2 separate regions of the Mus musculus genome follow, and region 1 is linked to region 2. Evidence: chromatin contacts called from ENCODE Hi-C or POLR2A ChIA-PET data. All regions are on one chromosome and are shown on one strand. Each heading gives the region's core, a stretch centred on a gene start or an enhancer-like site at or near the end of the contact. The rest is flanking DNA. Distances are from core to core; before and after follow the strand shown. Region 1 holds the start of Tlx3 (T cell leukemia, homeobox 3). Region 2 holds the start of Npm1 (nucleophosmin 1).

Region 1 (2,700 bases), core at 150-2,649, 40 kb after region 2:
GGCGAAACAAAACACTGGCGAGATGGGCCTGAAAATGGAGACGCCGAGGCGTGGGAGAGATGGCGAGAGGGATACAGGTCGGTGGGAAGAAAGGACAACAAATCTGTAAAAGAAGGGCGATGCATGGTCCAGGGGGCGCGGGTAGGAGCTAGCACAGGAGAGGGCGTGATGCTGGACTGCCGCGCAGGGCGGGGCAGGTGCAGGGCAGGTGCGTGGTGGGCCGGGCCGGGCCTCTCTCACCGCCACTTGGTCCTCCGATTTTGGAACCAGGTCTTGACCTGCGCGTCCGTCATTTTGAGGGACTTTGCGAGCGCCGCCCTCTCGGCCGAGGCCAGGTACTTTTGGCGATGGAAGCGCTTTTCCAGCTCACAGATCTGCACCCGGGAAAAGGACGTGCGCGGCTTCTTACGCTTGGGTGGCGTCCGGTTCTGGTAGGGGTGGCCAATGCGCCGGGTCACGGTGAAGGGCGTGAGCGCGGCCGCCGCTGCAGAGACACATGAGGCCCCTTGAAGCCCAGCCCTACCACCGTTCGGGCCACACGTGGAGCCCCGTGGGACACAGTGCTCCGCTATTTCGCTCGTCCCGCGAGTCCCCTCCGCAGCTTCAAGCCAGGCAGGGACGCCCCCCCCCCTTTCCCTGGGACGTTGGTTTCTTTCCCCCCTCCCCCGACCCATAACTCTCCGATTTACCTTCAACCTCCCCCCACCCATAGCCGCCCCGAGCTCTGGGTGCCGAGGCCTCCGCCACGCCTGGGCCTCTGGAATCGATCCTGGGAGTGGGGTGCACAGGGCGCGGCGCCCCTGGCCCCGGGAGAGCCGAGGCCTGGCTCCTGGTGGTTCGCTCTGCTCACCTGTGAAGCGGTCCTTTACAAAGCGGCGACTGCTCTCCATCCAGGGGAAATTGAGGCCGCCTAGGCTGGAGACCGTGGGCACCGAGGGCATAGCGGGCAGCGCGCTAGGCAGAGGCGGCGGCACGGCCCCAGGGAGCGGCCTGTGCGCTGGCACCCGGATCACGCCGGCGGGGGCCAAGCTTAGGTTGACACTGTAAGATCCCGCGTCCTCGAAGGGCGCGCCGAGGCCCGCAAAGGAGGCGGGCAGAGACGGGTACGCGGCGCCCGGACGGCCCCCGGGGGGCCCTCCCAGGTAGCTGGCGCCGTCGGGGCCCCGCGGGGCGGGCGCGCTGTCCTGGTCCGGGCTGTTGAGGATTTGGTCGATGCCGAAGCTGATGGGCTCGTGCGGGTGTGGGGTCTGCGCGCTGGCGGGCGCCTCCATCCTGGGCGGGCGGAAGGGCTGGGCTGGGCTGGGCGGGGAGGCTGCTGGGTCCCCGTTACGGCGCGGCCATGGAGCGCCCGGCGCCTCCAGTCGCACTGAAACTTTGCCAAGAGTGCGCGGGCCCGACAGGCTCTGTGTCATCTTTCTTGAACCGAACCTGGAGTTTCCGCTGCTAATTCCTCTCCCGCCGCAGCCATTGGCTGCGATCAACAAGCCTCTCTTCTCTCATTGGCTCCCGGCTTTCAATAAAGGCCTAATTCATGGAAATAGGAGCTTAGGGACTGTTCCAAGGTGACATCATTTTAACAAACGAACAATAGGTCAAATTTATTAGCCGGGATAATGGGCGGCGGATATTAGCGCCCGAACCGCAGCTTCTCAAACCCGAAATCTAACGAAGCTGCAATTAGCAGACGCTCCCCGCTCCGGGCTCGGCCGTTTCCCGCCGCCGCACCCGCCCGTAGGCGCTGCTGGGGAAATGGCCTTTTGCCGCGGGGGTTTTCGTTGTCTTCTAAATATTTTCATCTGCGTAAACCCCAAACAAAATGAATCTTCAGCCACAGCAGAGATGCAACCCAAGAACGGTCCTACGAAATCTGCGGAAGCCTATCGGGCCGTTCGCCCTCCTTCGGAGCAACGAAAGCGTAGCATTGTGGGGTGCAAGCTCGGCGCTGTCCACCCGTGGAACAAGGGGAGCACCGGAGCGTTCTCCACGCCACCTAGGACACCGACCCGCGTGGGGAGAATTTGTCCTCGCCCGGGCTTCCAACGAGGCGTCGCGGGCACTTTGGAGATGCTTCCTGGTCCCAGCCAGGAGGACTGAGCGGTGACTAGCAGGTGCCCACGCGTACGGGCCCGGTTGGACTAGGGACCCGAGGTCAACTGGTGGGGAACTGGGATTCAGCCCCTTGAAATTCGTTGCGGGATAGTTAGGGCCATGGTCGCTGGTTTGGGACCCCTCCGAGGTGCAGCAGGTTTGGGGACCTCAGTCGTTAGTGGCACATAAGGGGGCGGTTCCCATCTAGAGCAGATGGAGAAATTTCCTTTGGAAATTTGAGCAGCGAGCTCCTACCGGCTGCAGTTCAGTCCAGACGCTGACCACCCTAGGATCTGCTGTCGCCTTCGGGACTGTCCACACTAGCCCGGTAACACCGTGGCCAGCACCACATGGGGAGTGGTCACCTTTCTCTCGGTCTGGGTGAGACCCAGAGTCATTTCTTAGCGGCCGATTGTAAAGTCGTTGGCTGTAAACTCTGAGCGCTACACTCGCGGCAAGGCCTCTTCCTCTGGTTTCCTGACTATGAAAGCCCCAAGCCATGTCTGTGATGTTGGTCAGAAGTTGTGTGTAGGTTTGGGCGGGCCACTTTATAGCTCAGTAAGTTTGAAATTCATTTGAGACTTTAGGTTTTTATTTGTAAAATGGGGCAAA
Region 2 (2,700 bases), core at 191-2,690:
TTGAGGCAACATTGCTGGTTTCCACAGTAGACTTAATGAGTCTCTTTAAAGTAGTATGGTGAAATCGGTATAAACACTACTAGAATTAATGAACGAGTGGCAGAGTTCACTGTTCCTTTAATCTCAGGACTGTTAAAAAGCTAAAACGTGAATCACTGAAAAACAAACTGATTCTTTTAAACAAAAACTGGGTGTAGGGTAGGCAGCAAGACTATAGATGTGATCCCCAAAAGCCTTGATGCTAAAGCGAATCTTGTCTGTTCAACAGATCCTTCCCTCTCCCCACCCCAAGAAAAAGTAGTTCTAGATAGAGCCAGGTAGATGATTTAAGGGTACTCCTAACATTAAGCCACGTGGGCCATCAGTACAGCTATCTGCAACGTGATGCTGACTCCGCCTACCAGAGGCAAATTAAAAAGGGGGGGCTCCATCACTGTGGATACTGAAAGATATGAACAAAGATCTCAAAAACCCATACGCCACGGGCTATGAAATAAACATTTCCCTCCCAGAACTTTTAACTAAGCCACAAGATCCCACGGCTGAAGGTTGGCTAGAGTCGGAGAGCCCGGATGTAGAGCCCACACCCCCTCCCTAACCCCCAACCACGTGGCAACCACGTGCTCCTAGGGGTTGCTGCCCCTTCTGCCTCAGGGCGCCTGCTCGGACCATTCCCCGTTACTGGGCGAAGCCCTCGGTCGCCACAGAATACAAGATGCGGCCCCTGGAAAGCCCAGCGCCTGCAGATGTATCCTCCCCAACAGGGCGGAGGTAGGCCTCGCCTCGCTCCACAGGCCCCTTTCTCCCGTGCCGCCTGCCGTGGCTCAACACAAGAGGAAAAAAAGGAGCTCGGAAGCGACCGTGCGGGCTTTCGTGCACAGGAGAAACGCCTCTCAAGTTCGCGCCACAGGCAAGGTCGCACCCTCGCCGGCCGGCCGGCCGCTCCTAACACCCGAGGCTACAGGCTGGGCCGCTCCCGCCCCATTTTCCGGCGGCTTTCCTAGTGTTCAGGCCGCTGCTTCTAAGGCCTGGGAGATTCCTCCTTGCTCTCCGGCCTCCACCTACGCCGCGTTCCCCACACGCCAGGCCTCGGCTGGGCTCCCGCCCCCCCCCCCATCACCAGGCCCTGCACACGCTTCCCCCTCCAGTCAGTTACCGAAAAGGTAGTTCTGAGGCCTAAGAGGACTCATGTCCATATCCATCGAGTCTTCCATGAGGTGGAGGCGCGCACTTCGGTGTGGGAGAAGCCGGACGGAAAACAACTGCCTCCTGTTCCACAGAACAGACGCGCAGGACGGAATCACGCCAAGGAAAGGACGCGGGCTCTCCGCACGTATATATGGTCGCAGGAGATCTCGCGAGATCTGCGCTAGTCCTGCCTCCGCGAGCCTCCTCTGGATCCCTCCCACTCCCCGCACAGTCGCGCTTTTGCGCGTGCGCCTTTCATCCTCACGCCTAGGTACCTCGCCCCCCTCCTCCTCCAGGTGCTTGGCGGGCTCTCACTGCGCACGCGCGTTCGTCTCTGGCCCCGTCCCTCCACTACTGTCGCCCAAGCGCAGGCGCGTTTTCTCTTTGTGGCCTCGCTCTGGGTTTTCAGGGCTTCCACGTCTTCTCCGCTCGTGCTCGCGGGCCCAGGGCCGAGAGCGTGCGCAGCCCACCCTGAAAGATGGCGGCTGCAGCCAGGGAACCACAGAGCGTCTCTTTTCTCCACCCTCCGTTCCCCGTAGGCCTGGAACAAGCATAATCACCTCAGGATTTGGCTTGCTCGAAGGCTTGCTCTTCGTTTTCACGTAGCTTCAGGAGCCCAGGGCGGAGTGGCTGGATCTAGGCTACTTTCCCCGCAGCCATGCTTTTGCACCTCTTTTCTGAGGCAGCATTTTCAAAACGAAAATTATCAGCTTTATGTCATTTGGGGACCAAAGAGAAACCCAGTCAGTCGCCTCCAAAGAGCATCTTTCTAAAACTTTAGAGCGTGCAGAACTGAGAAAACGCAGGCCGTCTTCATCATTCCAAATGAAGGCCTATCGCTTTTTTAGAAATTCATGAGCCTTAATACGAATCTTCGGCTGGGAATTAGCGCTTTAAAATGAATCCTGACGAACATCCCTCAGCGTTGGGTGCTTTCTGACAGCGGCCCTAATCTTTTTATCTCAACATGGAGCTAGCATATTTAAGAATTTGGGGGAGGAATGTAGATAATGGTACCAATGTTTGTAGACTCCAGAGACGTGTCAGATATAAATGCATGTGAGCCCATTACGTATCAAATCCTAAATTCGGAGATATCTGTCAATATGTGAATTTCAGTTTGCAACTATAAGGAAAAAATCATGAAACTTGGAAGAATTGTGTGTGTAAATAAACAGAGAAAAAAAAAAAAAAAGTCGGGCGTGGTGGCGCACGCCTTTAATCCCAGTTTGCGGGAGGCAGAGGCAGGCGGATTTCTGAGTTCGAGGCCAACCTGGTCTACAGAGTGAGTTCCAGGATAGCCAGGGCTATACAGAGAAACCCTGTCTCGAAAAACCAAAATAATAATAATAATAAAATAAACAGAGATAGACTGGGTATAGTGTGGGAAAGAACGGGTGAACAGAATTTGACCATCCAAACTGAGAAGGTGCAGGAGGAAGCATTGATACCCCTTGAGCCTGTGCAAGCCAGACAGTTTGATTGTTTCTGGATTCTGAAGCTTATTTAAAT

What was found. A loop is a pair of places that touch in the nucleus more often than their neighbours do. ChIA-PET counts read pairs that join two places held with the same protein, here RNA polymerase II (POLR2A).
Region 1: a map of heart shows a loop between it and region 2 (4-fold over the local background). The contact joins the promoter of Tlx3 here to the promoter of Npm1 in region 2. A Hi-C loop is called at or near these places in 6 of 37 maps with a recorded cell type or tissue (heart and left cerebral cortex). POLR2A ChIA-PET finds 5 or more read pairs at or near these places in 3 of 5 experiments (Patski and embryonic stem cell).

What each region holds. Positions count from the first base shown.
Region 1 is chr11:33,202,189-33,204,888 of GRCm38, forward strand. Tlx3 (T cell leukemia, homeobox 3) reads right to left here and starts at 1,400. Exons shown (of 3, transcript NM_019916.2): 1 at 851-1,400; 2 at 241-484. The coding sequence starts at 1,271.
Region 2 is chr11:33,161,766-33,164,465 of GRCm38, forward strand. Npm1 (nucleophosmin 1) reads right to left here and starts at 1,441. Exons shown (of 11, transcript NM_008722.3): 1 at 1,157-1,441. The coding sequence starts at 1,214.